Linked DNA regions of Homo sapiens: region 1 is linked to region 2. A link is a loop called in an ENCODE intact Hi-C map of the cell type or tissue named here. Cell type or tissue: ascending aorta. All regions are shown on one strand. Links, peaks and the distances in the headings refer to the core of each region. The heading gives the core; the rest is flanking DNA.

What was found. A loop is a pair of places that touch in the nucleus more often than their neighbours do. Peaks named below come from ENCODE experiments on the same cell type or tissue, not always from the same donor. Only the 100,000 strongest peaks of a DNase experiment are listed, where the experiment ranks them.
Region 1: it touches region 2 in a loop (2.7-fold over the local background); 2 of 110 quality-filtered maps call a loop at or near these places.

The regions. Positions count from the first base shown.
Region 1 is chrX:23,426,631-23,442,458 of GRCh38, forward strand. No RefSeq gene overlaps it. Among named protein-coding and RNA genes, the nearest start is that of PTCHD1, 100 kb to the left of the region's middle. In ascending aorta, for the core only: no CTCF peak of the experiment used is centred there; a DNase peak (open chromatin) is centred at 7,911; H3K4me3 peaks cover 285 bases; H3K27ac peaks cover 2,027 bases.
Region 2 is chrX:23,496,407-23,512,234 of GRCh38, forward strand. It overlaps LOC124905276 (small nucleolar RNA U13), which reads right to left and starts at 10,907; the gene lies at 10,805-10,907. RefSeq lists enhancers at 9,045-9,584, 11,929-12,440, 12,952-13,462 and a silencer at 12,886-13,180. In ascending aorta, for the core only: no CTCF peak of the experiment used is centred there; a DNase peak (open chromatin) is centred at 7,965; H3K27ac peaks cover 1,102 bases.

The DNA of each region.
Region 1 (15,828 bases), core at 4,265-12,264, 70 kb before region 2:
AGTTTGATTGCACTGTGGTCTCATAGACAGTTTGTTAAAATTTCTATTCTTTTACATTTGCTGAGGAGGGCTTTACTTCTAACGATGTGGTCAATTTTGGAATAGGTATGGTGTGGTGCTGAAAAGAATGTATATACTGTTGATTTGGGGTGGAGAGTTCTGTAGATGTCTATTAGGTCTGCTTGGTGCAGAGCTGAGTTCAATTCCTGGATATCCTTGTTAACTTTCTGTCTTGTTGATCTGTCTAATGTTGACACTGGGGTGTTAAAAGTCTCCCATTATTATTGTGTTGGAGTCTAAGTCTCTTTGTAGGTCACTAAGGACTTGCTTTATGAATCTGCGTGCTCCTGTATTGGGTGCATATATATTTAGGATAGTTAGTTCTTCTTGTTGAATTGATCCCTTTACCATTATGTAATGGCCTTCTTTGTCTCTTTTGATCTTTGCTGGTTTAAACTCTGTTTTATCCAAGATGAGGATTGCAACCCGTGCCTTTATTTGTTTTCCATTTGCTTGGTAGATCTTCCTCCATCCCTTTATTTTGAGCCTATGTGTGTCTCTGCACGTGAAATGGGTTTCCTGAATACAGCACACTGATGTGTCTTGACTCTTTATCCAATATGAGAGTCTGTGCCTTTTAATTGGAGCATTTAACCCATTTACATTTAAGGTTAGTATTGTTATGTGTGAATTTGATCCTGTCATTATGATGTTAGCTGGTTATTTTGCTCATTAGTTGATGCTATTTCTTCCTAGCTTTGATGGTCTTTACCATTTGGTATGTTTTTGCAGTGGCTGGTACCGGTTTTTCCTTTCCATGTTTAGTTCTTCCTTCAGGAGCTCTTTTAGGGCAGGCCTGGTGGTGACAAAATCTCTCAGCATTTGCTTGTCTGTAAAGGATTTTATTTCTCCTTCACTCATGAAGCTTAGTTTGGCTGGAGATGAAATTCTGGGTTGAAAATTCTTGTCTTTACGAATGTTGAATATTGGTCCCCACTCTCTTCTGGCTTGTAGAGTTTCTGCCGAGAGATCCGCTGATAGTCTGATGGGCTTCCCTTTGTGGGTAACCTGACCTTTCTCTCTGGCTGCCCATAACATTTTTTCCTTCATTTCAACTTTGGTGAATCTGACAATTATGTGTCTTAGAGCTGCTCTTCTCGAGGAGTATCTTTGTGGCATTCTCTGTATATCCTGAATTTGAATGTTGGCCTGCCTTGCTAGATTGGGGAAGTTCTCCTGGATAATATCCTGCAGAGTGTTTTCCAACTTGGTTCCATTCTCCCCGACACTTTCAGGTACACCAATTAGACGTTGATTTGGTCTTTTCACATAGTCCCATACTTCTTGGAGGCTTTGTTCATTTCTTCTTATTCTTTTTTCTCTAAACGTCCCTTCATGCTTCATTTCATTCATTTCGTCTTCCATCGCTGATACCCTTTCTTCCATTTGATCACATCGGTTAATGAGGCTTGTGCATTCATCACGTAGTTCTTGTGCCATGGTTTTCAGTTCCATCAGGTCCTTTAAGGACTTCTCTGCATTGGTTATTCTAGTTAGCCATTTGTCTAATTTTTTTTCAAAGTTTTTAACTTCTTTGCCATTAGTTCGAACTTCCTCCTTTAGCTCGGAGTAGTTTGATCTTCTGAAGCCTTCCTCTCTCATCTCGTCAAAGTCATTCTCCATCCAGCTTTGTTCTGTTGCTGGTGAGGAGATGTGTTGCTTTGGAGGATGAGAGGTGCTCTGATTTTTAGAGTTTCCGTTTTTTCTGCTCCGTTTTTTCCCAATGTTTGTGGTTTTATCTGCCTTTGGTCTTTGATGCTGGTGACGTACAGATGGGTTTTTGGTGTGGATGTCCTTTCTGTTAGTTTTCCTTCTAACAGTCAGGACCCTCACCTGCAGGTCTGTTGGAGTTTACTGGAGGTCCACTCCAGACCCTGTTTGCCTGGGTATCAGCAGCAGTGGCTGCAGAACAGCGGATATTGGTGAACCACAAATGCTGCTGCCTGATCATTCCTCTGGAAGTTTTGTCTCAGAGGGGTACCCGGCTGTGTGAGGTGTCAGTCTGCCCCTACTGGGGGATGCCTCCCATTTAGGCTACTCGGGAGTCAGGGACCCACTTGAGGAGGCAGTCTGCCCGTTCTCAGATCTCAAGCTGCATGCTGGGAGAACCACTACTCTCTTCAAAGCTGTCAGACAGGGACATTTAAGTCTGTCTTAATTTAAGGTTATTGCTGTCTTTTGTTTGTATGTGCCCTGCCCCCAGAGGTGGAGTCTACAGAGGCAGGCAGGCCTCCTTAAGCTGTGGTGGGCTCCAGCCAGTTCGAGCTTCCTGGCCACTTTGTTTACCTACTCAAGCCTGAGCAATGGCAGGCACCCATCCCCCAGCCTCGCTGCCGCCTAGCAGTTTGATCTCAGACTGCTGTGCTAGCAATGAGCGAGGCTCCGTTGGCGTAGGACCTCCAAGCCAGGTGTGGGATATCATCTCCTCATGTGCCATTTGTTTAGCCCGTTGGAAGAGCGCAGTATTAGGGTGGGAGTGACCCGATTTACCAGGTGCCGTCTGTCACCCCTTTATTTGACTAGGAAAGGGAATTCCCTGACCCCTTGTGCTTCCCGGGTGAGGCGATGCCTCGCCCTACTTCGGCTAACACACGGTGCACTGCACCCACTGTCCTGCACCCACTGTCAGGCACTCCCCAGTGAGATGAACCCGGTGCCTCCATTGGAAATGCAGAAATCACCCGTCTGCTGCATCGCTCACGCGGGGAGCTGTAGACTGGAGCTGTTCCTATTCGGCCATCTTGGCTCCACCTCCCTTAAAATTCTTTATCTGGGGATTTTATGAATTTCTTTTTGATTGAGATCTGTTGCTGGAGAATTATTGTCTTCCTTGGGAAGTGTCATATGTCCTTGCTTTTTCATGTTTTCTGTGTACTTAGATTTATATCTGTGCATCTGTTGTAATAGTCACTTCTTCCTGTTTTTTTAGATTGCTTTCATAGAGGAAGACTTTTTTCTGAAGATCTATATATGTTGTTGGTTAGGTAGGGCATTTTGGCTTTTATTTTGGGTGCATGCAGTAGTGTGATTTCCGTATGATTTATTCAGCTGTAAACATTGTCAATGGTATCTGTGATTTCTTCAGTGGCTTAGTGTGTTCTTATTAGTGGAGGCTATGGTGAAGTTTTACTAGGGAGTAGGATGCCAGGAGGGCCAGTGTTTGGGCACCAGCGGTGGCAGCAGTAGGCCGAGTGTGCCTGTCTTTGGCCTCCAACATGACTTACACTGGTACCAATGTTAGGGGGCCTAGATGATTCAATTCTTGGGCTTTCAGATGGCTTTTTTCAATCTGGTAGTGGCCAGTGGTAAGTCTGGCATGTGGATAGGTTCCCAGGTCCTTGGGCAGCGAATATGATATGGGTGATGGCAGTAGCAATGGTGGAGCAACCTACTGAAACCCAAGCAGTCCATGCTAGTCCTGGTGGTGGCTATGACAAGTTGGGTGTCCATAACATATTAGTTATGGCCACTGGTGGTGTGTGTAGGTGGGTGCCAGCTGTGGTAGTATTGGTAGGTTGTGTCAGCCTGACCTCAGATTCCAGGAGGAGTGTTAGGTACCAATGATGGTGGACTGGGCTGAACAATTTCCAGGCTCCTACACAGTATGCTCAATAACTCAGGGGAGGGGGATGGGAAGACACGAACTGGGCTGGCAGAGCTGGCCGCCTGGTAGTGTGTTCAGGTGCTGTCTCTGATAGGCAAGGGTGAGGTGACCCCAGGCCACTGGCAAAATGCTCAGGTGTGGGCAGTGGTGGCTGTGCTGCAGGCCTGCCACCATGTAGGATGAGGCCACTTTCAGTGGTTTCAATGTAGGGAGGTAGCTGTGTGATGTGCAGTTTTCTCACACTTCATTCCCATAGTAGCCTGCAGCAGCACTGGGATTTGTCCTCAAAGTGCAGTAAAATGCCTGGTCTCCACTCTCCCTTCTTGGCGAGGCAGCAGCAGCAGCAGCAGCAGCAGTTTCAACTCTAACCCCATGACAACACAGAGACCTTTGGAGGTTAGGCTCTAAAAATCTACATAAATAATTTTGAGTTTGACTTTTTTTTTTTTTTTAACTAAGCATTACAACATAGCATTTTACCATCATGGTGATTTTAAAATATGTCCATAAATTCTTTTATACTCTTCCATTCAAAGGGTAGAACCTAATCACCCTTATTCCTATATTTAGTGACTTGCTTCCAAAGAATAGAATATGGCAATACTAGAATATATGACTTCCGAGACTAGTTCATAAAAAGCATATTGGCTTTTTGGCTTATTCTTTCACACCAATGGCTCTGGAGGAAATCAGCTGCCATGACATGAGAACACTCAAGCAGCTAAGTGGAAGTCTCCTGACAACAACCAGCACTAACTTGCTAGGCATGCAAGTGAGCTATGTTGGAAGTATGTACTTCAACCCCATTCAGGCTTTTAGATGACTATAACATAGGCCAACATCTTTACTTCAACTTCAAGAGAGACCCTGAGCCTGAACCACCCAGCTAAGTTGCTCTCAGGTTTCTAGCCCACAGAAATTGGGTTCAGTAATAAATGTGCATTGTTTTAGGCTACTACACTTTGGGGTCATTTGTTATATAGCAGTAGATAACGAGCACAACTATGTTATAAATTTCTCACAAACATTATTTTAATGGCTATACTTTATATATATTTTTATATATGCATGGAAGTATAACAGGAAATCTAACAGGAAGTAATCTATGTTGACAGGTGTAATGTCAACAACATGAAAAAGTTAGAGAAAGTCTCAGTTTTTCCTAATAACTTTTATGTTTTATTCAATTCAAAGGAATGAAGAGGTACTTTTCTAAAACACAGGCTGAGATATTCAAAAATTTCTTCTTTCTCATGCTATACTTAATATGTAAAGAAAACTACATTCTTCATATCTACATAGAAGAAAAATTAAATAATTTATCTCTTAAAACATTTCCTTTATGTTATAATCAGAGAAATATTCTATTCTTCCTGTTCTCCTTCAAGAGCTGAGGGTATGTGTGGCTTTTCTGATAATTGCAATGTAATTTCAATATGCAAATGATCCTAAAGAAGAAAAAGTATGGATCACATAAATACACTATTTCTGGAATTGCCGTAGATGAATATCGGCCACACGAACTATTGGGATAAAACATTATCCATTCAGACAATCACTAAATATTTTTGAACAATTATTTATGTAATAAGCACAGCGATATCGTTAACATGGTAGACGTGTTGTTGCCATCACAAAGCTTACAATTCAGCATAACATGCAAATAAGCAAACAGGTTATCAAAACAGAGTGCTCAAACTATAAAAATCCTAGAAGAAAACCTAGGAAAAACTCTTCTACACATTGACTTAGACATTCAAAATCACTAATCGTCAGAGAAATGGAAATCAAAACCACAATGAAATACCATCTCACACCAGTCACAATGGCTGTTATTAAAAAGTAAAAAAGGCTGGGCATGGGGCTCACGCCTGTAATCCCAGCACTTTGGGAGGCCGAGGCGGGCAGATCATTTGAGGTCAGGAGTTCGAGACCAGCCTGGCCAACATGGTGAAATCCGGTCCCTATTAAAAATACCAAAATTAGCCAGGTGTAAAGGCATCCACCTGTTGTCCCAGCTACTCAGGAGGCTGAGGCAGGAGAATCGCTTGAACCCAGGAGGCGAAGGTTGCAGTGAGCCGAGATCGCACCACTGCACTCCAGTCTGGGTGACAGAATAAGACTCCGTCTCAGAAAAAACAAAAAGAAGAAAAGTAAAAAAACAACAGATGTTGGCAAGGTTTAGGAGAAAAGGGAGCACTTATACACTGTTGGTGGGAATGCAAATTAGTTCAGCCCCTGTGGAAAGTAGTTTGGAGATTTCTTAAAGAACAACAACAACAAAAAAAAGGAATTACCATTTGACACAGCAGTCCTACTACTTGGTATATACCCAGAGAAAAATAAATCATTCTACCAAAAAGACACCTGCACTCATATGTTTATTACAATAGTATTCACAATAGCAAAGACATGGAAGCAACCCAGGTGCCCATCAATGGTGAACTGGATAAAGAAAATGTGGTACATACACAACATGATATACTATACAACCATAAAAAAAGAATAAAATCACGTCTTTTGCAGCAACATGGATGCAACTGGAGGCCATTACTCAAAGTAAATTAATGTAGGAAAAGAAAACCAAATACTGCATGTTCTCATTATAAGTGAGTGGGAGCTAAGCATTGGGTACACATGGACACAAAGATGGGAATCATAAGCACTGAAAATTCCAGACTGGGGGAGGGAGGGAGGGGATAAGGGTTGAAAAACTACCTATCAGGTATTATGTTTCCTCAGGGGCTTAGTGTGCTCTTATTAGTGGAGGCTATAGTGAAGTTTTGCTGGGTAGTAGGATGCCAGGTAGGCCAGTCTTCAGGCACCAGTGGTGGCAGCAATAGGCTGCTGTGCCAAACCTCAACATCAGACAACATACCCATGTAACAAACCTGCACATGTACCCCTTGAATCTAAAATAAAAATTTAAAGTATTTTTTATAAAACAAAATATAGAGTGTTGAGTATTACAATGTGGAAGGAGTAGAATGCTATGAGGGCACACAAAAGATGAACGTTATCCAGGTTTAGCAATAAGGTAAGGCTTTCGAAGTGGAATGACCTATAAACAGAGGTTAAATATAGTGGTATGCTAGTAAAATGGCTTTCCAGAAAAAGGAACTAAAGTCTTTATTTGCAATGTTTGCCAATTTCCATAGCGTAAATGTTCACACAATAGACAATTTTAAGCTACTAATATGAAAACACTGATCATGAAATTTGGAAGACAAGTAAAGAATCAGCTCTCACAAGCTAGTACAAGCTAGCTCCAGTGAACCACTGGAAATGCCTCATGAATTGTGATACACTCTCTTTCTTATCCCTCCACCCTAGCCTTTGTTTAGGTCTGTATGATGCCTCATCCATATTACTGCAATAAACTCGAATTGACCCACCATGGCTGACTCACTCCTGGGTCTTCTCCTAGCTCCCTCCCAGTTACATGCCCATCACACCTCTTCTGTGCAAAAACCTTTGAGTGATGTACCATTGCCTATAAAATCAAAACTTTATAGTCTGTCTGGCCTGCCTATTCAACCTCAACTTACACCACCTCCTTCCATGCCTGCTATACACTAGCCATGCTAAATGGTCATCACTGACCTGTTAGTCCTAGAATACACCATCTACCCACACCTCAAGACTAATAAGATTTGGGACTCAAGGAGGAGCAAGATGGTTGAACAGAAGCCTTCAATGATCATCCTCCCTACAGGAACACCAAATAGAACAACTATCCACACCTTTGTAAGAAAAAAAGCACCTTCATAAGAACCAAAAATCAGGTAAGCAATCAAGGTACCTGGCTTTAATTTCATAAAACAGAAACAGGCACTGAAGAGGGTAGGAAAGGCAGTCTTGAATTGCCACCACTCGATGCCACCACTCCCCCATCCCCTAGCAGTGGCATTGTGGTATTAAGAGAGAATCTGTGCACTTGCAGGAGGGAGAGCACATGACTGTGGGACTTTGCATTGAAACTCAGGGCTGCTCTGTCACCATGGAAAGCAACGCAGGGCAGAATTCAGCCAGCATCCACAGAGGGAGCATTTATGCGAGGCCTAGCCAGAGGAGAAATATCCATCCCAGTGGTCAAAACCTGAGTTCTGGCAAGCAGCAGTTCAGTGCTCCAACTAAAATGCTCTGGGGTACTAAATAAAGTTGAGAAGCAATCCAAGCCACAAAGGACTGCAAGTCTTGGCCAAGTCCTGCTGCAGTGCTGGGCTTGCAGCCAGTGGACTTGAGACATCAGCCAGGGCAGCCAAGGGAGTGCTTGTGTCACCCTTCCCTCAACCCCAGGCAGCACAGCTCACAGCTCTGGGAAAAACTCTTTCCTTCTCCTTCTCAAAGAGAGGAGAAGGAAGAATAAAGAGGACTTTGTCTTGAACCTTGGACACCAGCTCAGCCACAGTAAGATAAGATATTGGGAAGAGTTCCAATACACCCATTCTAAGCCCTAGCTCCGGGATGATATTTCTACACACACCCATGGCCAGAAGGAAAACCACTGCCTTGAAGGAAGGGACGCAGTCCTGGCAGGATTAATCGCCTGCTGACTAAAGAGCCATTGTAGTATTCACCATGGGCCTGGGATAAGACTCAGACATGCTGGCTTCAGGGATAACCCAGCACTTTCATAGCTGTGGTGGCTAAGCAAAGAAACTTCTTCTGCTTGAGAAAATGAAAGGGAAAAGTAAAGGGGCCTTTGCTTTGCAGGTTGGGTACCAGCTCAGTTGCCGTGGGGTAGAGTACCAAGTGGACTCTGGGGGTCCCTGATTCCAGGCCTTGACTCTTAGACAACATTTCTGCATTTGCCCTGGGCCAGAGGGGAACCCACTGTCCTGAAGGGAGAGTCCCAGGCCTGACAGCATTCACCAAAAGCTGACTAAAAAGCACTTGGGCCTTGAGTAAACATTAGCAGTAGCTACACAGTACTTGCAGTGGCCCTGGGGCAGTGGTAACCATAGGAAGAGATGATTCTACTTGTGCAAAGAGGAGAGAAGAGTGAGAAGGACTTTGTCTTGTGGCTTAAGTGCCAGCTCAGATACAGAAGAACAGAGCCATAGATAGATTCCTGAGGTTTCTGATTCCAGGCCCTGGCTCCCAGATGGCATCTGTGGGCCTGTCTGGGGCTAGGGAGAACTTGCAACACTGAATGGAAGGACACGAGCCTGGCTGGCTTTGCCACTTGCTGACTGTAGAACCTTAGGATGTTGAGGAAACATAGGCAGTAGCCAGGCAGTGGTTACAGTAGATCTTAGACAAGATCCAGTACCGAGCTAGCTTCAGATATGGCCTCAGTACAGTCCCAGTGGTGGTGACCACAGGAGTGCGTCTATCACCACTGTCCCAACTCCAGGCAGCTCAGCACAGAGAAAGAGACTGTTTAGGAATAACTCTGCCTGGTAATCCAGAGATTTCTTCTAGATCTTATCCAAGCCGATCAAGGCAGTACCTCTCCAAGTCTATACAAGCCATAGCATTACTGGGCTTGGGGTGCCCCCTAATGCAGATACAGGTGTAGAGACCAAAAACTTAGATTACAACACTGATATAGTTTGGATATTTCTCCCTGCCTAAATCTCATGTTGAAATGTAATCCCCAGTGTTGGAGTTGAGGCTTGATGGGAGGTGTTTGGATCATGGGGCCAGATCCCTCATGAATGGCTTGGGCCATCTCCTTGGTGATAAGTGAGCTCTCACTCTGACTTCACATGAGATCTGATTGTTAAAAAGTGTGTGGCACCTCCCCCCAACTCTCTCTCCCTTGCTCCTGCTTTAACCATTTGATGTACCTATTCCTCCTTCACCTTCTACCATGATTGAAAGCTCCCTAAGTCTTCACAAGAAGCTGAGCAGATGCCAGCACCATGTTTCCTGTAAAGCCTGCTGAACCATGAGCCAATTAAACCTTTTTGCTGGCCAGGCATAGTGGCTCATGCCTTTAATCCCAGCACTTTGGAAGGCCAAGGTGGGAGGATCACTTGAGCCCAGGAATTCGAGACCAGCCTGGGCAACATAATAAGAACCTGTCTCTAAATAAATAAATAAATAAAAATGAACCTGTTTGTACATTACTCAGACTCAGGTATTTCTTTATAGCAATGCAATGACTAATACAAGGAATTGCTACCAAGCAGTTGGCCATTGCTATAAAGATACCTAAAATGTGGAAGCAACTTTGGAACTGGGTAATAGGCAGAGGCTGGAAACTTTGGAGGGCTCAGAAAAAGACAGGAAGATGAGGGAAAGTTTGCAACTTCCTAAAGCTGGGTTAAATGGTTCTGACCAAAATGCTGATAGTGATATGGACTGTGAAATCCAGGCAAACAAGGTGTCAGATAGAAGAACTAATTGGGAACTGGAACAAGTCACACCTTATGCCTTAGAAAAGAATTTGTGTGCATTCTGTTCATGCCCTTGGGATATGTGGATGTTTGAGCTTGAGAGTGGTGACCTAGGGTATGTGGCAGAAGAAATTTCCAAGCAACAGTGTTCATAAAGTAGGGTGGCTGCTCCTAATAGCCTACGCTCAGACAAAGAAAGGACTTAAAATTGGAATTTATATTTAAAAGGGAAGCAGAGAATAAAAGTTTGAAAATTTGGGTGCCTAGCTGTGTGGCAAACAAAGAAGAAGCTTTCTGGGGAGAGAAATTCAAGCAGGCTTCAGAGCAACCACTTGCTAGAAAATTTTGCATAGCTAAAAAGGAGTTAAGTACTCTTATCTAAAACAATGGGGAAAAGGCCAGGAAGGCATTTCCAAGACTTTGTGGCAACCTCCCCCCCCACAGCCCCAGGGGCCTGGAAAGGAAGAATGGCTTCTTGGGGCAGGCCCAAGGCCCTGCTACCTTTGTTCAGCCTTGGGAGTCTGCTACTTGCATCCCGCCATTCTAACTCCAGCCTTGGCTCAAAGGGGACCAGGTACAGCTCAGGCTGCCACTTTGGAGAATGTAAGCCATAAGCCTTGCTGATTTCCACATGGTGTTTAGCCTGTAGGCATGCAGAATGCAAGAATGAAGAACACTTGGCACCCTCCACCTAGATTTCAGAGGATAAATGGAAAAGCCTGGGTGCCCAGACAGAGGACTGCTACAAGCGCAGAGCCTCTTCAGAGAACCTCTACTAGGGAAATGCCAAGGAGAAATATGAGATTGGAGCCCCCATACAGAGTCCCTACTGGGGCATTGCCTAGTGGTGCTGTAAGAAGGGGGCCACCATCCTTCAGATCCCAGAATGGTAGATCCACTGGGAGCTTGCACCCTGCACTGGGAAAAGCCACAGTCACTCAATGTGTGAGAGCAGCCATGGGGGCTGTATCTAGCAAAGCCACAGGAGTGGAGCTGTCCAAGGCCTTGGGAACCTACTCCTTGCACCAGTGTGCCCTGGATGTTGGACATGGAGTCAAAGAAGATTATTTTGGAGCTTTAAGAGTTAATGACTACCCTGTTGGGTTTCAAACTTTCATAGAGCCTGTAGCCCCTTTCTTTTGGCCTCTTTCTCCCTTTTGGAATGGGAATGTTTACCCAATGCCTATGCCCCCTCATTGTATCTTGGAAATAAATAACTTCTTTTGATTTTACAGGTGAAAGGGGCTTGCCTTATCTCAGATGAGACTTTGGACTTGGGACTTTTGAGTTCATGCTGGAATGACTTAAGACTTTGGGGGACTATTGGGAAGGCGTGATTGTATTTTGCAATGTGAGGATATGAGATTTGGCAGGGGCAGGGGCAGAATGATATAGTTTGGATGTTTCTCTCTGCCCAAATCTCATGTTGAAATGTAATCTCCAATGTTGAAGGTGGGGGCTTGGTGGGAGGTGTTTGGGTCATGGGGCCAGATCCCTCTGTCTCACGTGTCTGTGTGAAGAGACCAAACAGGCTTTATGTGAGCAACAAAGCTGTTTATTTCACCTGGGTGCAGGCAGGCTGAGTCCAAAAAAGGAGTCAGCAAAGGGTGGTGGATTATCATTAGTTCTTATAGGTTTTGGGATAGGCGGTGGAGTTAGGAGCAAAGTTTTGGGGGCAGGGGGTGGATCTCACAAAGTACATTCTCAAGGGTGGGGAGAATTACAAAGAACCTTCTTAAGGGTGGGAGAGATTACAAAGTACATTGATCAGTTAGGGTGGGGCAGAAACAAATCACAATGGTGGATTGTCATCAGTTAAGGCTATTTTCACTTCTTTTCTGGAGCTTCAGTTGCTTCAGGCCATTTGGATGTCTACTTGCAGGTCACAGGGGATATGATGGCTTAGCTTGGGCTCAGAGGCCTGACACCCTCATGAATGGCTTGGGCCATCTCCTTGGTGATAAGTAAGCTCTCGATCCGAGTTCACATGAGATCTGATCATTTAAAAGTGTGTAGTGGCCAAGTGCGGTGGCTCATGCCTGTAATCCCAGCACTTTGAGAAGCCAAGGCAGGCGGATCACGAGGTCAGAAGATTGAGACCATCCTGGCTAACACGGTGAAACCCTGTCTCTACTAAAAATACAAAAAAAAAAAAAAAATTAGCCACGCGTGGTGGCACATGCCTGTAATCCCAGCTACTGGGGAGGCTGAGGCAGGAGAATGGCATGAACCCAGGAGGCAGAGCTTGCAGTGAGCCAAGATCACGCCACTGCACTCCAGCCTGGGCAACAGAGCAAGACTCCGTCTCAAAAAACAAAAGGTGTGTAGCACCTCCCCCCAACTCTCTCTCACTTGCTCTTGATTTGGCCATGTGATGTATCTATTCCTCCTTCACCTTCCACCATGATTGTGACCTCCTTGGGGCTTCACCAGAAGCCAAGAAGATTCTTGTAAAGCCTAAAGAACAATAAGCCAATTAAACTTCTTTTATTTACAAATTATCCAGTCTCAGGTATTTCTTTAGAGCAATGCAAGAATGGCCTGATACAAACAACAAAGTCCTTTCAAATACCTGGAAAGCCAAGAAGGATGGATACAAACGAGCCCAAACAACAAGCACTACAATAAATAATGTAATTCTTCAATACCCAGATACCAATGAACTTCTACAAGCATCAAAACCATCCAGGAAAGCATGACTTTGCCAAATGAACTAAATAAAGTACCAGGGACCAATTCTGGAAAGACAGAAACATGTGACTCTTCAGACAGCGTATTCAAATAGCTGTTTTGAGGAAGCTCAATTAAATACAAGTTAACAAACACAAAGAAGGAATTGAGAATCATATCAGATAAATTTTTAAACGCATTGAAATAATATTAAAAAAGAATTAAGCAGAAAATCTACTTAAATGCAATCTGAATGTGCATTTGACATACTGAAGAATGCATCAGAGTCTTTCACCAGCAGAATTAATCAAGCACAAGAAAGAATTAGTGAGCTTGAAGACAGGCTATTTGAAAATACATAATCAGATGCAAAAAAGAAAAAAGAATAAAAAGGAATGAAACATACCTACCAGATCAAGAAAATAGTCTTGAAAGGGAAAATCTAAGAGTTATTGGCCTTAAACAAGAGGTGCAGAGAGAGATAGGGACAGAAGGTTTATTCAAAGGGATAATAACAGAGAAATTCTGAAACCTACAGAAAAATATCAGTATTCAAATATAAGAAGGTTATAGAACACAAAGCAGATTTAACCCAAAGAGGACTGCATGAAGGTATTTAATAATCAAATTACCAAAGGTCAAGAATAAAGAAAGAATCCAAACAGAAGCAAAAGAAAAGAAACAAATAACATACAATGGAGCTCCAATGCGTCTGACAGCAGACAAAGTACTGAGGGAAAAATTTTTTTACCCTAGAATAGTATATCCAGCAAAAATATCCTTCAAACATGAAGGAGAAATAAAGACTTTCCCAAACAAAAGCTGAGGGATGGCATCAACAACAGACCTATCCTACAAGAAGTGCTAAAGAAAGTTCTTCAATCTCAAAGAAAAGGACAATAATGAGCAATAAGAAATCAGCTGAAGGTGCAAAATTCACTGGTAATTTCAAGTACCCAGAAAACACAGGATAGTATAACACTGTAATTGTGGTGTGTAAACTACTTATAACTTAAGTAGAAAGAATAAAAGATGAACCGATCAAAAATAATACAAGAACTTTTCAAGACATAGCACAATGAGATATAAATAGAAGCAAAAAAATTTAAAAGCAGAGAGATGAAGTTAAAGTATAGAGTTTTTAACATTGTTTTTGCTTGTTTGTTTGTTAGATTATTTTTTAATGCAATCAGTGTTAAGTTGTCATCACTTTAAAATAATGGGTTATAACATATTATTTGCAAGTTTCATGATAACCTCAAATCAAAAAAAAATGCAACCGATACACACACAAAAAAAGCAAGACTTTAAAACACACCGCCAGAGAAAATCACCTTCACTAAAAGGAAGATAGGAAAGAAGAAAAGAAGGAAGAGAAAACCAAACAATAACCAGAAGGCAAATAGCAAAATGGCAGGAGTAAGTCCTTACTTAACAATAAATTCACTGAATTAACTATCCAATCAAAAGACATACAGTGGTTGAATGGGTTAAAAAAAAAAAACAAAAAAAAAAACACAAGACCCAGTGACTGGTTGCCGATCAGAAGCACACTTAACTTATAAAGAAACACATCAACTGAAAATAAAGAGTTGAGAAAAGACTTTCCATGCAAATGAAAACCAAAAAAAAGAGCAAAAAAATAGATTTCAAGACAAAAACTATAAAAAGAGATAAAAAATGTCATTATATAATGATAAAGGGGTCAATTCAGCAAGATGATGTAAAAATTGCAAATATATAAGCATCCAATACTGGAGAACCCAGACACATAAAGCAAATCTTATTAGAGCTCAAGAAAGAGATAGACCCCAATACAATAATAGCCACAGATTTCCACACCCCACTTTCAGCATTACACAGATCATCCAGACAGAAAATCTAGAAAGAAACATCGTACTTAAACTTAACTGTAGACCAAATGGACCAAATAGATATTTACAGAACATTTTATCCAATGGCTGCAGAATGTACATTCTTCTCCTCAGCACATGGATTATTCTCAAAAATAGACCACAGGTTAGGCCAAAAAACAAGTCTTAAATCATTTTTAAAAACTGAGATCATATCAACTATCTTCTCTGCCACAATGGAATAAAAGTAGAAATCACTAACAAGAGTAATTTTAGAAACTATACCAAAGCGTGGAAATTAAACAATAAACTCCTGAATGACCAGTGGGTCAATGAAGAAATTAAAGAGAAAATTGAAAAAAATTTTGGAAACAAATGATAATGGAATCACAACATACCAAAACCTATGGGATACAGAAAAAGCAGTACTAATAGGGAAGTTTATAGCTATAAGTGACTACATCAAAAAGAGGAAAAACTCACCATGAACAAGCTAACCATGCATCTTAAAGAACTAGAAAAGGAAGAGCAAACCAAACTCAACATTAGTAGAAGAAAATAAATAATAAAGATCCGAGCTGAAATAAAATTAAAATGAAAAAATGATAAAAAAAAATCAATGAAACAAAAAGTTGTTTTTTTCAGTGTGGAGATTCCTTAAGGAAAAAAAAGTAGAACTACCATTTGATCCAGCAATCCCATTACTGGGTATCTACCCAAAGGAAAAGAAGTCATTACATGAAAAAGATATTTGCACATGCATGTTTATAGCAGGACAATTCGCAATTGCAAAAATGTGGAACCAACCCAAATGCCCATCAATCAATGAGTGGATAAAGAAACTGTGGTATAATATATATGATGGAATACTACTCACCCTTAAAAAGGAATGAATTAATGGCATTCACAGCAACCAGGATGGGATTGGAGACTATTATTATAAGTGAAGTAACTCAGGAATGGAAAACCAAATATTGTATGTTCTCGCTCATAAGTAGGGCTAAGCTATGAGGATGCCAAGGCATAAGAATGCTACAGTGGACTTCGGGGACTTGGGTGGAAAGGGTAGGAAGGCGGACAGGGATAAAACACCACAAATTGGGTTAAGTATATACTACTCAGGAGATGGGTGAACCAAAATCTCATAAATCACCACTAAAACTTACTCATGTAACCAAATACCCCTTGTTCCCCAAAAACCTATGGAAATAAAAACTAAAAAAAAACAAAACAAAACATTTTTTTAGAAGTTGGTTTTTTAAAATGTTAAAACAATTTGACAAACCTTTAGCAA
Region 2 (15,828 bases), core at 4,586-12,585:
AAAATTAAAAAGGCCAGAGCTACATTTTTAACATAAAATTGAAAGTTATATGAAAGGTACATAAAACTATGTGTAACCAGACTTGTTTTTATTCACTATTCACATCAGAGAAGACTTGAGGGAATGGTTACTTCAGAATTAATCTGTAATAGATCACTCTCTAGACATTTTCTACATTTGTTTCCCCTTCAGTTTCAGTGTCATCTAATCCCTTCACCATGTATATAAAGCTTTAGATAAAGAAAGGAAACATTAGAGAAATACTAGATAGACACCCATGATGAAGTTGAGGCAAAAATGTCTCAAGAGGACCAGCAGAAGGAGTGGAAGATAAAGAAGAAAAAAGAAAGTCAGTGCACTTGGTCCCAAAGTTGAGGGAAAAAAAAAAAGATGTTGCTGCCCTCTATTCCTCCCTCCTTCCTAGCCCCCAATTAACTCATCATTCCTAAAATGCTCTCATAAAATTCTAACCAAATTCAATGTGGCTAATAGTTTTCATTTCCTACCAACTGCTAGGAAAATGTGGTCCCTCAGTGAAAACATCAACAAATCTCTTAATCTTGTAAAAAAATTAATCTTGTAAAAAGAGAATGTAAAATGTTTCCAGTTTGAGACCTGTCCTCATAAAACACACCTTTTTTAACCTCTTTAGAGAAAGTAAACTCAGTTGGGGGTATAAATAAACAATGGTTTCAACCTTGAAAGAGGGACTATTGCATAAATTAAATAAACCTTAAAATTAATTTCAAAATTAAATAAAAAGTATGCTCTTTTCTAAATAAATCAAATCAGTACTTTGTTAATCTGTTTAAATTATTACTTTCCTTAGTGAAGAGAAACTAGACATTTCAAACCTGGTCATGGATCCTATTCCTAACTGTCATATCTCCACAAGCAGGAAGATGCTAATTAAACAAACTCAAGGAGCACTTTGGAACCCACTCTTCACTTTTCAGTCTTTATCAGTTGAAGATGTCATATTTTGGAAATTTACATTTCCATCATACATTATGTTTAATACTAAGTTCATTTTTGCAAAATGGCCAGTAGATGACAAGCTTTGACATAATTTGCAGATCACTGAAAGGACTTTCCCCCTCATTCCTCTCAGTGTTGTCTTTTGGTATGATTGCGTCTCCATGATGAGGGAAGGGACTCATCTAAGCCAAGATGGGTGGCAGCATTTAATGTATCCATGGTCCCTGCCAAGAAAAGCCATGAACACAAAAATGTCATTCAGACCAGAGGCCTGAAAAGAGATGGAAAACCTCTAACAGTCTAAGGAATAGACCTAGGAAAATAAAAAGGCTCTTGTCTAGGCCTAAGTAAATACCAAATATACTTTATAAAAAGAGCAATGATCCAGAAATGAGATCTAGGTTCTGGCCTAGGCTCTGCTACTAGTTGGATAAGTTGTATTGAGGAAATTTTGCATTCATTTTTAAAGGGTTGATATATCTTCTTAAGGTCATTTGTGGAGCTTAGGACAACAATCGTGAAGTTAGATAAATTTCAAGGTATATATCCAACATTAGCATTCTGTGACAGTATGAGACTATACAAACCTTTGAAGCATATTACTAAATAATACCAGACTCTTATTAGAGTAGGTTTGGACCTGAGGTTTGAAAGCCTAAACCAAACAATTTTCACCAGTGTTGGGACTCAGAAAACAATACCTCAAAATGAAAGCCCCAGAAGCAGTCTCAGAAGCAAAAGCTTTTCTCTGACCTTTTCCTGCCCATCTGTCTCTCAGTCTTATTTGCCTCCAGGGCTAGCCATTGAAACTAATATCTCTCTTACCCAAGGCAAGTTACAGAAATCAGAACCCCTTTTTTCCAAAGCTAGTCATAAACCTAAAAATATTACTCTAATTTTTCCTTTTCCTCTTTATATAAAAACTAGCTATTAACAATTATCTGAACTACCTTAGGAAGGAATGCGTGCCCTGAGAGATCAAGAAAAATCGAGACAGACAAACCTTGATGGGTTCCCCCATTCAATCTTTTATCATTAGGTCATACTCTTTCCCTCCAATCATATTTGGACATGGCTGTCCATACCTTGTTGAACTGAAAAATGGGCAATTTTACCTTTACCTTTGGGTCTTCATTCTGAAGGCTGCCACATATACATGTTACATAAATTTATATGCCTTTTCTCCTATTAATCTGCCTCATGTCAGTGATTTTTCAGTGAACTTTTAGGAGGGCAATGACTTTAGCTCCCACAGTTTTGGTGCTATGTGCAGGGTCACCAAAGCTGCTCTGCTCTTCCGAAAGCCACCGTAAAAAAAATCCAGAACTTGATCAGCTGGTAATAGGGTAAAAATCTCTTCCCAGTCAGGCTCTCAACCTCTTTCTCTGTGCAATCTGGTTGAACAGATGATATAAATCACTGTTCGTCTCCTGTGAGATTTTAATTAATGGGAAAAAATCATTATGACTAGTCTTGGGGTTCCAGTGCCTAGTCTCTGGTGTACTTTTTGATACTTTCTGGTTATAAATATTCATATTGTTTAATCCATTTCCTCCCAGAAATAGTCTTTTCCTTTGTCTTTTTCTTTCTGTATTGTTCTGTCATAAAGAGGGGTACCAGATAAAGTTCCTTCTTCTCTAGTTTTATGTCCTTGAGAATTTGACTTGCGATCAAGTGGGGGAACTCTCTTGATCTTCACCATATGGGGCCATGATTTTTGGGTGACATCAGGTGACCAGTCTAAAAATGGCTGGGAACACAAGATTTTTTTTGTTCCAAATGTGCCAAGCCCTCAGGAGGGTTTGTCATACAATGTCCCATCCATAAGGAGCTTTTGTCTTCTCAACCCTTATTGCCTAGTTAATACTAAAAAAGTCCAATCCCAGGAGGGCCTACCCAGTGTCACAGATTAAGGGACCTGTGACTGGCAGTCCCCCCACACAAATCTGTGGGTTATCAGAGGCAAACACCACCCTTAACTGTCTGTGACAAGAGTCATTTGCTATCTCAGCCTATTCCTGAGAGTACATTATTTTGAGAGAGAACTTTAAAATTATTCCTTCTATGCCTTAAAATGACATCCCAAACTTTACATAAGAGACTTTTAAATAGAGTTGCTATTAAAACAAACTACACCATTAAAAATTCTAGTTGTCAATGGCCAAAAGAGAAATCCTTTAAATTTGACTAAAATTCTTAATTAAAAAAAATTTAGAGATCTCTCATTCTAAACAATTAACTTGTATTTATGACAAGGTCAGTTTTTTAAAAAGATACATAATAGTATCATGACTAGCCTTAAAAATTCTCTTAACTAAATTAAAAATCAAAAACAAAAAGCTAACCTAAAACAAAGTTAAAAATCCTTTATGAAAAATCCCCCGAGGGAATAACAACAGAAGCCATGCTGCCTTGTGCTCTAATAGACAAAATTCCACACTTTTACTGCCATTGCCTGGGTTTCACTCCTGCTCAAAAAATCCGATTCATTTAATATTTGTGTGACTTTTAACGTTTTGGGGGTACCCATTTGTTATAAGTCATTTTCCCTTGTACAGATAGCTTTTGATTTCCTGTCTTCCTCTTTTTTTTTTTTTTTTTTTTTTTTTTTTTGAGAAGGAGTCTCGCTCTTTCGCCCAGGCCGGAGTGCAGTGGCGCTATCTCGGCTCATTGCAAGCTCCGCCTCCCGGGTTCATGCCATTCTCCTGCCTCCGCCTCCCAAGTAGTTGGGACTACAGGCGCCCGCCAACGCGCCCGGCTAATTTTTATTTTATTTTATTTTTGTATTTTTAGTGGATGGGGTTTCACCGTGTTAGCCAGGATAGTATCGATCTCCTGACCTCGTGATCCGCCCGCCTCGGCCTCCCAAAGTGCTGGGATTACAGGCGTGAGCCACCGTGCCCGTCCCTGTCTTCCTCTTTTTGAGACGACATCTGGATTTTTGGGCCTTTATGTATACACGGTCAGCTATAAAACCGAGACCCTAAAAAATATGGCCAAACAAAAATGTGGATTATATATACTTCATTTGTTATTAAGAAAACTTTTCTTTTTTTCTTTTTTTTTTTTCGGAGACGGAGTCTCGTTCTATCACCCAGGCTGGAGTGCAGTGGCATGATCTCGGCTCACTGCAACCTCCGCCTCCTGGGTTCAAGCGATTCTTCTGCCTCAGCCTCCCAGTAACTGGGATTACAGGGGCCCACCACCATGCCCAGCTAATTTTTTTGAATTTTTAGTAGAGATGGGATTTCACCATGTTGGCCAGGATGGTCTTGAACCCCTGACCTCAAATGATTCACCCGCCTCGGCCTCCCAAAGTGCTGGGATTACAGGCGTAATCCCAGCCACCGCACCTGGCCAACTTTTCTTTCTTTAAGCCGTCTTTGGGATAGTTCTAGATCTTATGAGGACTGCTTTGTACCTTTTATAGACGCTTCATGCATCCTTGGTTAAGTCATAAGGTTAACCGAGTCTTAACTTTAAAAGGTACCTTTAGTCTAAACAACAAAAAAAGCAATCTTCATGTTTGTTGATGTATAGACTACTCAAAAAGTTCACTAAAACATCTGATATAAACTACAAACCAGAAAAATTATCAGATTGCCACTATCTGCTCTCACTTCATCTAAAGATGCTTCCAGCCCAACATCTAAAAATCTTCTCAACTGGCTGCCCTCTGGACTCAAAAACTGAGTTTACAGTTTATTCTAGCCATTAATCTTTATTTTTATTTTGTTTCCATGGAAATGCCTCTTATCTGATTGTCAAATAATATAGAAGCCAGACTTTGGCGAAAGTCCATCTATAACATCAATGCCTAAAATGAGATACAAGCATAAATATTAACTATTCAACTGAACCAGCCTATTATCAGGACTTAGAGACTTACTCAAATGGCTTAAAAGACAATCCACCAACCCAACTTCTGATTGAGAAACTTCTCGAGGAAGTTTCATACTGGGGGATGTTGAGCTTCAGAAAACAATACCCAAAAATAAAGGCCTCAGAATCAGTCTCAGAAGCAAAAATTTTTCTCTGACCTTTCCCTGCCCTCCTATCTCTCAATCACATTCTCTCCCAGGGCTAGCCATAGAAACTAAAATCTCTCTTTCCCAAGGCAAGTCACAGAAACCAGAACTCCTCCCTAAAGCTAGTTATAAAACCTAAAAAATATTTCTCTAAGTTCCCCTCTACCTTTACATATAAAAACTGGCTATAAAAAAATCATCTGATCTATTGGGTCCCGCCCCACACCCAGAAGGAAGGAATGGATGCTCAGAGAGGCCAAGAAAAATCTAGACAGACAGGCCTTGATGGGTTTCCCCAAGCAGTGTATTAGCATTATATCATACCCCTTTCCTCCAATCATATTTCTACATGGCTGTCCGTATTTTGTTGAACCTAAACATAAAAATAGACAATTTCCCCTGTATCTTTGGGTCTTCATTCTGAAGGCTCCTGTGTATACTCGTTAAATAAATTTATATGCCTTTTCTCCTATTAACCAATTGCCTCATGTAACTGATGTTTTAGCAAGCCTTAAGAGGGCCAAGAGTTCCTCTTGACTCCTACACCAGGAACATGAGAACATGAGAGAAAAGGAAGAACACAGTTTTTAAAAAGATGCAGGGAATCTGAAAACAGTATCAATAAACATGGGTGACCTCACAACTCTACCAAGAAACAGCACTACTTAACATGTTAGAAGTATTCTGCCTCTCCCTTAGAGCAAATAGGTCTTTCATTATTGTTTATCTTAACTGTGTTGAGGAGTTTTTGTTTGTTTTCAGACAAGGTCTCATTCTGTTGCCCAGGCTGGAGTGCAGTGACACGATCTCAGCTCACTGCGGCCTTGACCTCCTTACCTCCTGGGCTCAAGCAATCCTCCCACCTCAGCCTTCAGAGTAGCTAGCACTACAGACGTGCACCACCACATCCGGTTAATTTTTGTATTTTTTGTAGAGCCAGGGTTTTGCCATGTTGCCCAGGCTGGCCTCAAACTCCTGGGCTCAAGTGATCCTCCTGCCTCAGCCTCCCAAAGTGCTGGGATTACAGGCATGAGCCACCATGCACGATGGAGGAGTTTTCTTAAGGTTACAGGACCTTGAGCACTTCTGAAATTTAAAAGCTATAAAAACAATGAGAAATGACCCATATTTATTTTATTCTGTATCACCAGCCTAATTCTTCACCATTTTGGGTTATATAGTCAGTTAGCAACAGCCTATTGACTATGAATTTGGTATAGAGCATTGTACTATGGAATAAGAATGTACAAAACAATTAAAAAAGATAGACCCTGCCCTCAGAGAGCTCATAATTGCATTGGAAACACAGACATGCAATCAGTAATATGATTTGCAAATACATGTATGATTTTCAAATATATATTAACATATTCACAAATATGCATGTATGCATATATGTGTATGTATTCACAAAATGCTCACTCGAATAACTAAATGAAAAAGACAAGATTAAGTGTTAGTAAGGATTTACAGCAATTACAATTATCATAAAATGTTGATGGGAATGTAAATTTGTATAATCACTTTGAAAAACTGTCAGTGTCTACTAAAACTGAATGAACATACATATACCCTATAGCCCAGGAATTCTTCTAGGTATGTACTCAACAGTAATGTACATATATGTTCTTCAAAAGATATTTACAAGAATATTAATAGCAGCATTATTCACAAGAGTCAAAAACTGGAAACAACGCAAATGGCCTTCTACAATAAAGTGAAAAAGTTATTGTGGTATATTCATTTAACGAAAAGGTATACAATTATGGAAGTGAAAAAACTACAAATACACATAATAACATGAATAATTTCTCAAACAAGGCTGAGTTTCAGTAGAGTTAAGATGGTATTAGGTGAATGTTGACAGAAAGAAATGATAAACAAGAGAGTAAAGACCATATGATTCCATTTATGTCAAGTATAAAACCAGGCAAAACTAATCTATGCTATTAGATGTCAGGTGAGTGATTACCTTCAAGGGAGTAGTGACTGGAAGGGAGCACAAGGGGAGTTTCTTGGATGCCGGGAATGGTCTGTTTCTTAATCTGGGTCCGGGTTACATGGATATGTCCACTTTGTGAAAATTAATTGAGCTGCACACTTATAATATGTTTCCTCTTCCATATGCATGTTATAAAATAAAATTTACATGTTATAAAATAAAATTTACTTCAATAAAATTTACATGAAAATACACATCTTTATATACCCCCAAATACAAATACATTCAGGATAAATGAACAGCCCACCATAAATACCAAGGAATCCTGTAAGTAGGAATAAAAGTCCTATGTGTAGAAATATGTAGGAATCAGAATCAAATGGGGCATAACTAAGAAGATATCTCAGGGTGAGGTTGCAGTCAGGTTTTGAAGAAAGAGCTTACAAATTGGAGGGAGGAGTGGTGAGGAGTTTAGGACAGTTAAAAAGCTGTTTTCAAATGAGATAAATAACACGTATAGAAGCACTAGTCATGATATGGCTTGAGTTGTGACTTCTTTTTATAACTTGGAGAAGTATAAACTACCAAAATAATATGGGCTTTTGACTTTCTGTTCTTCTTATTCTGGATTCCTATGTTACAGTGTAGTATTGTGTCAGACCATGACCCCCTCCCCAAGGGCTAGTACCAAGTCTTACTCATCTTTATATTACTACCATCTGAAACGAAAGCTATGAAACCTCAGATAAAAAATGCTTATAGCTTTTGTTAACTAATAATGAATAAGTAACTGGCAAATTAATCAAATAGGTATATGGAAACTGTCTCGTACTGGTTTTTTGTCTTGTGTATTGTTTAAGTTAAAATAATAGAGTTGGGATGTCAGAAATTTTCTGAAGCCGACCACAGTCCCCAGCTGTGGCTTAGTAACCAAGGAAAACCAAGGATTTCTCCTTCTGATCCAGCAGTCGGCACAATGCCAGGTGAGTCAGTGACCGGTAGAGCAGGTGGTGACACATTCTAATCATAGCCCAGCTCTAGGCAAACAGCAGCTGCTAAGAGTTCCTGCTGGCCTGAGTAAGTTTTCCAGGCCCAGCCAGCCAAGAGCAGCCCTAGTTAAAACCCGCCAGCAGTTTTCCCATCTGTCTCCCTCATGCTACTTGCGACACTTCACACATCTCACCCCAAAGTGCATTGGGACTCTTGCTCCCCGTCTCTACTAAAACTACAAAAATTAGCCGGGCATGGTGGTGCACATCTATAATCCCGGCTACTTCGGAGGCTGAGGCACAAAAATCTCTCGAACTCAGGAGGCAGAGGTTGCAGAGAGCTGATATGGTGCCACTGCACTCCAGCCTGGGCAACACAGCAAGACCCCTTCTCAAGAAAAAAAAAAAAAAAAACAATAGGCAGAAGTGGCTTAGCACACAGTACTATGGCCGTCTTCCCCAAAGCTTGGACTACAGCAACCAATGTGAGGCTTAGCTCTGCAAGGAGACCCAAATCACAGCCACTTCATGCTGATCATCAGTTCTTTGCTACCTCCACAGTAATTCTAGGGATCATGCCAGCCCTGGAGGTGGGGAGTCCTGGGGGGAGGGAAAAAGGGTGCAGGCTACAGTGGGTCAGGATTCTAAGGGAAAACACTGAGTGAGGAAGCTGTGAGGGCCTTCTTAATGACTGGCTTCTTGAGCTGAAACTGGAAATCAGAGCCCTCTGGTTATGGACATTGGATTTTTCATATCCCAGAGAACGGTTGTTATGTTTTTTTTCTCTCTGAGAAGCCAACACAAACATTTCAGGGACTCAGAAGAGTACATTGTGTCCTCCCTAATTCTCAGTGACTCCTGCTAATTTTCCTTGAGATGTAATGAAAAGAACCCTGGGTACATTATCAGGCTGGGTTCAAACTCTATTTCAGCTGCGCTTCTCCATTCTAGCTGTGCCACTCCAGGCAAATTAGTTAGTTCCTCCGCTGATAAAATAGTGTCATCACAAAGCTCAATGATAAATACTAACTTGGTCTCCACCATATGTCAGGCACTGCTCTAGCTGCTCATTCTGGATTTACCGCAACCCTGTTGGGTAGAAGCTAATATTACTACCCTTTATACTGAAGGAAACCAAAATATTTCACTCTAAAATATATTTCCTTGACATACTTCAATATGGCTAATCAGAACGGCTGGAAATACAAGAATAGCTAAAAAGCTTTCTTTTGTGGGGAAGATATGTATCTGTAGAGAAAATCTGCATGGATGCAGCCAGGCTGTCTCTGAAGCCCTCCCTTGTTCAAAAGATGAACTGAGAGTCTGACACCTTTCAGGGCCTGAAAGAAACATTCACTAGCTCTCTGAGGACTGCTACCAGTGAGGTTTCTTCTACATAACAAAACTCCCTTTGTTAGCTAAGCCTCCTCTTCTCCCCCTCCCATAACCTGTCTTGCCACTGTAACCTGATTTCCACCATAACTTATTTTGGCCGTGCTCTGAGATCACAATCTTTCTGTAGCCTCAAGATGATATATAAGCCTCTGTACCCCATTAGAGGGTTGGAGTAATCATTCTGTGATTTTCCCTCAATGCACGTGAATACATTTCTCTGCCTTTTCTCTTATTAATCTGCCTTTTGTCAGCGGATTTTTCAGCAAGCCCTCACGGGGCCAAGGGGGAGTTTTCTCCTGGCTCCTATGACACAGATGAAGAAATGAGGCACAGAGAGGGCATGCAACATTCCCAGGGCCACACAGCTATGAGCAGGTGTGAAGTCTGAACTCAGGCAAACTGGCTCCAGGCCTGACCTTTTAACCACCATCTCCCAGAAGGTCAAAGTGCCTGGGAAACATGGAGATGGAACTTAACACTTGATGTATTTTACTTTTTGAAAGGTAATGTGGTGCAATGAAAAGAACTTGGGTTTTAGAGTCAGACTGACTAAATCCGATTTAATTGCTGTGTGATCTTGGGCAAATTACATCATTTCTCTGAGTCTCAGTATCCTAAAAATGAAGTTGCAATCATAATCCATACATTGGAGGGCCGCTGGGAGATGTGCACTTACAGCACCAAACCTGGCACTTGATGGGCACTCAAGTGAACATTAACTTTAATCCTCTTCCTAGGCAGGCATATGTAGAGCACTGAAATACTCTTCTGTGAGTATCCTAACATGTTAAGCCTTTCTTCCTTCTAATAAAGAAAACAAACAGGACAAATAAAAGCCATCCGCTCATAGTGATAGACAGGAGACAGCCAAGAGTCCCTGGTGAAACCCCACCTTCAAGCCTAAAACAGCCTGAAGGCTGAAAAACTGGACTGCTGGTCCCGGATGAAGCCTGCCCTTTCCCAGCTGATTCCTTCTGAATAATGCCCACCTGCTCACTGGGAAGATTGGTGGAGTCTCAGGAAGTTCGTGCCATCTGCAGGGGGAAGGAGCCTGGCCTCTCCTGTTCCTGGGTGGTGACCTGGGATTCAATCTGTGAGGAAGGAAACCTGCTAGCAGGACTCTCACTTTGCTGAGCATTATTTTTCCTTCTTCCTTTTTGCCCAATAAATTCCATTTTCCTCACCCTTCTATGTGTCTGCGAGCCTAATGTTTCCTGGTCATGTGACAAGAGCCCGGTGTGAGCTGAACTAAGGAGAAAGTTCTGCAACAATAGTACCTCAGGGTCTCTCTGCAACTTTCCTGGGACTTTTTTCTGATGGAAGGAAAATAAGAAATAGGAAAGATGTTTAAGGAAGCACCCATCCCTGTAATCAATGATACCAAATAAGACAGAATGGGCAGCCGGAGTGATAGTCATCTTCTTAATGTAATCAACTAGTATTCTGCCAAATTCCTCTTTATTTTTTTGTCAGGTCAGACGGGTAATGTGCCAACGTCTAACAAGATGCGAGGGTGGTACATCTCACACATGCATGTGAACACCCAATCGTCATGCTCGGGAACTATAAAGGGATCTCCAAATTCCTCTGTAGTTAACTAAACCTACTACAAAGTTGATTTAACCTCTGAGAAACTGAAATGCTGCCTTATGATACAGCATTTTTAAAATTTTTCTCTCAAATCTCAAATGCTTTAAGACAAATCCACTTCTTTCTTTCATCTTAGGGTAATAAAATCATTATTCAAACCCTGCAAAAGCATGAATCTCATTTCCTTGCCCCCATCTCTACTGAGATATTTTACCAATTAATATTTACTGTACAGAGTGGGCCTGTTTTAACATTGCACTCCAGAAAGCCTTTTACTAAACTATTTTCTTGAGAGCACGGTATCTTGCCGTAAAGACAATAACTCCCAAGATCTTTTTTCATAACCTCTATTAGAATGTAAATCACAATAGCAAATATGCACTGACACAAGTACCCTGTAGGTTAAGTTGCTTACACCTGACTAGGAATTGCCACAAAACCCTGATCAAATTTGTCAGGTTTGACGTAGGATTCTAAGACTTATTTATAAAGCAATATTTTCAATATCTCCCCAGAACTCCCAAAGCTATATCTGAGACAATGATAAAAATCCATGAAATTAATTTCATCCTCAAAATCAAAGCAGCTGCATTAATAATTAACTTAATACATTTCAAAGCCATCTCAATTGTGCCTACAAATCTAGCACAGATTGAGATCAAACCTGGAACACAATTCCATTTTCCAAACTATGAATTAATGCTGATGAAGGGTGAAACTGCTGACCCAAAAATACCTATTACGTTAACCATCATTCACATCAGCAGCAGCAGCATCCTGTCCTTTGCACAAGAAGTAGACACCTATTGACTCACTTTTTAGAAGGCTCTGTCCTTGAAATATTTTGTCAGTAAGAATGTTGAACTTGATCCAGACATCTTTACTCAATTTCAATTCTGATCAACATTTTCAAGGACTCTAGCCAGGGTTAAATGAGCAGTCTATGGCCAAGGACTAACACAAAGTTAACTGTTTTACCAGGAAATCAAACACTTTACCTTGATCCAATAAGCATCTACAGAGTTATGGTGAATCACACTGATATGGTTTAAATCTGTGTCCTCACCCCAATCTCATGTTGAAATGTAATCCCCAATGCTGAAGATGGGGCCTGGTTGGAGGTGAGTGGATCATGGGGGCAGTTTCTCATGATTTAACACCATCCCCCTTGGTGCTATCATAGCAATAATGAATTCTCACGAGATCTGGTTGTTTAAAAGTATGTGGCACCTTCCCCCTCTCTTGCTCCTACTCTGGCCATGTAAGATGTGCCTGCTTCCCGTTTGCCTCCTGCCATGATTATAAGTTTCATGAGGCCTCCTCAGAAGCAGAAGCTGCTATGCTTCCTGTACAACCTGCAGAATCATGAGCCAATTAAACCTCTTTTCTTTACAAATAACCCAGTCTCAGGTATTTCTTTATAGCAATGCAAGAATGGACTAATATAGAAAATTGGTACCAAGGAGTGGGGCATCGATATAAAGATACCTGAAAATGTGAAAGCAGCTTTGGAACTGGATAATGGGGAGAAATTGGAAGAGTTTGGAGGCACAGAAGAAGATAGGAAGATGAGGGAAAATTTGGAACTTCCTAGAAACTTATTGAATAGTTGTGGTCAAAATGCTAATAACGATATGGACAGAGATGGCCAGGCTGATGAGGTCTCAGACGAAGATGAAGAACTTATTGGGAACTGGAGTAAAGATCACTTTTGTTATTCTTTAGCAAAGAACTTGGAGGCATTGTGCCCCAGCTCTAGGGATCTGTGGAACTTTGAACTTGAGAGTGATGATTTAGGGTATCTGGCAGAAGAAATTTTTAAGCAGCAAAGTGTTCAGGAAGTAGTCTGTCTGCTTCTAACAGCCTATGCTCATATGCATGAGCAAAGAAATGACCTGAAACTGGAACTTATATTTAAAAGGGAAGGAGAGCATAAAAGTTTGGAAAATGTGCAGCCTGGCCATGTGGTAGAAAAGAAAAACCCATTTTCAGGGGAGGAATTCAAGCTGGCTGCTGAAATTTGCATAACTAAAAGGAAGGCAAAGTGCTGATAGCCAAGACAATGGGGAAAAGGCCTTGAAGGCATTTCAGAGATCTTTAAGGCGGCCCTCCCATCACAGACCCAGAAGCCTAAGAGGGAAGAATGGTTTCCTGGAACAGGCCCAGGGCCCCACTGTGCCAGGCAGCCTCCAGACACTGCTCCCTACATCCCAGCTGCTCCACCTCCACCCATGGCTCAAAGGGGCCCAGCTACAGCTCAGGGCACTGCTCCAGAGGGTGTAAGCCATAAGCCTTGGAGGCTTCCAAGTAGTGTTAAGCCTGCAGGTGCATAGAGCACAAGAGTTGAGGGTTGGCAGCCTCTGCCTAGATTTCAGAGGATGTATGGAAAAGCCTGGATGTTGAGGCAGAGGCCTGCTGCAGGGGCACAGCCCTCATGAAGAACATCTACCAGGGTAGTGCAGACGGGAAATGGGAGGTTGGAGACCCCACACAGAGTCCCCACTGGGGCATTCCCTAGCGGGGCTGTGAGAAGAGGGCCATTGTCCTCCAGACCCAAGAAAGGTATATCAACCAGCAGCTTGTACCCTGCACCTGGAAAGGCTACAGGCACTCAACGTCAGCCTGTGTGAGCAGCTGCAGAGGCTGAAGCCTGAAAAACCACAGAGGTGGAGCTGCCCAAGACCTTGGGAGCCCACCCCTCACACCAGTGTGCCCTGGATGCGAGACATGGAGTCAAAGAATTTTATTTTGGAGCTTTAAGATTTAATGACTGCCCTGCTGGGTTTTAGACTTGCATGGGGACTGGAGCCCTTTTCTTTTGGCCAATTTCTCCCTTTTGGAATGGAAGTATTTACCCAATGCCTATAATCCCGTTGTATCTTGGAAGTAACTAACTTGCTTTTGATTTTACAGCCTCATAGGTGGAAGGGACTTGCCTTGTCTCAGATGAGATTTTGGACTTTGGACTTTTGAGTTAATGATGAAATAAGGTAAGACTTTGGGGGGACTGCTGGGAAGGCATGATTGTATTCTGCTCCTAATTCAGTCATGTAAGATGTGCCTGTTTCCCCTTTACCTTCCGCCATGATTGTAAGTTTCCTGAGGCCTCCCCAGAAGCAGAAGCCACTATGCCTCCCGTATAGCCTGCAGAACTGTGAGCCCGTTAAACTTCCTTTCCTTATAAATTACCCAGTCTCAGGTATTTCTTTATAGCAATGCAAGAATGGACTAATATACACAGGAAATCAGTTTCACAACTACTACAGAGCTCCTCAAGTATAACCTAAGGATGCTGAAGAAAACTGAATGAAAGATCCACTACTTCATTATTATTTCAGAGCTGTGATTGGAAGCATGTACTTAAACACCAGCTATTCATAATCACAGGATAATAGATGGTCCCTGAATTTATTCAGGGATTTAAATTTATGGCTTCATAGAATAAAAATTACGCACTTCCCTTAGGAAGTAAAATATTTGTCCATCCCAAGGAAAGAGAAGCATATTTTATTCAACCTTGATGAGACCAGATTTCAGTGCAGCTCAGTATGTTATGGTGGGTATATTAGTTTTTTAGGACTACCATGACAAAGTATTACGAACTTGGTGGCTTGAAACAACAGAAATGTATTCTCTTACAGTTCTAAAGTCCAGAAGCCTAAAGCCAAGGGATCAGTAGGACCAGCCTTCCTATGAAGGTTCCAGAGAAGAATTCTTCCTTACCACTTATTAGCTTCTAGTGTATCTTGCAATCCTTAGAAAAGCTTGAGATATAGCACCATCACTCAAACCTCTGCCCTCATTGTATATGGCCTTCTTCCTTCTGTGTCTGTGTGTCCACTCCCCATATGAAGACACCAGTCATTGGATTTAGGGCCCACACTAATCTAGTATGACCTCATCTTAACTAGTTACAACTGCAAAGATTCTAGTTTCAAATAAGGTCACATTCTGAAACTCTGGGTGGATGTGATATTCTGTAGGGCACTATTCAACCCACTACAGTGGGCACTCTCAATCGGATATGGTGCCAAAGAGTCACAGCTCTTAGCAGATTAATCTCCTATAAGGCTTCTTGGTTCCACATAAGAGCAGGAGACTGCGAACTGTTTTCCCTCCAGGTCTTCACACTTTAGTGTAATTTGGTAGTCTACAAGCAATGCCCAATTTAGAGCAGTATACTAAACATGTGCAGTTTTTACCTTCTTTTATTTGCCAAGGTATCTTAGCTCTTGACAAAAGTTAAAATTGACATAGAAAGCAGAAAAAGCAGTGATTTAAACTAAAACTCTTTTAAAATGTTGACCAAACATTAATTCACACTAGCCAAAGAGGAAGGTGATTCTAATGTTCAGCCAAATTGTTAACAACTTTAGAGCAGTGGTTTTCCAAATATGATCTCTAGACAAACAGCATAGGCATCATCTGGGAGCTCCTAAGAAATACAGAATCTCAGCCCTCACTCCAAATCCATAGAATCAGAATCTTCATTCTAACGTTATTCTCCAGATGACTGATGTGCTCTGTTCTAAAACTCTGATGCCAAAAGTAAAAGTCTAACCCTCCCATGTAATTCTATACTTTCTGGCAGGAATGGGTATTTGTTTTGCTGAGGGCTGATAGGGAATGTTAAACACATACACACTTGCACATACTGGTCCTTTGCCTTCCCACAGAGTGGCAGCAGCTTTCCAAATGAACAAGCTGTTTCCATGACACCAAATCCTTAATTTGAAGCAGATACACCAACCACCCAGGAGCGTGATAGCATGAAGCACCATTTCATATTTATTTTATTTAGGTTCTTGGTCTCAAACATCTCCTCCTTGAAAAAGAAATCTTTGAGAAGAAACACTAATATTTAAAGCAACACTTTAATTGGCAAATTTGTCCCCTTTCTTTGTCC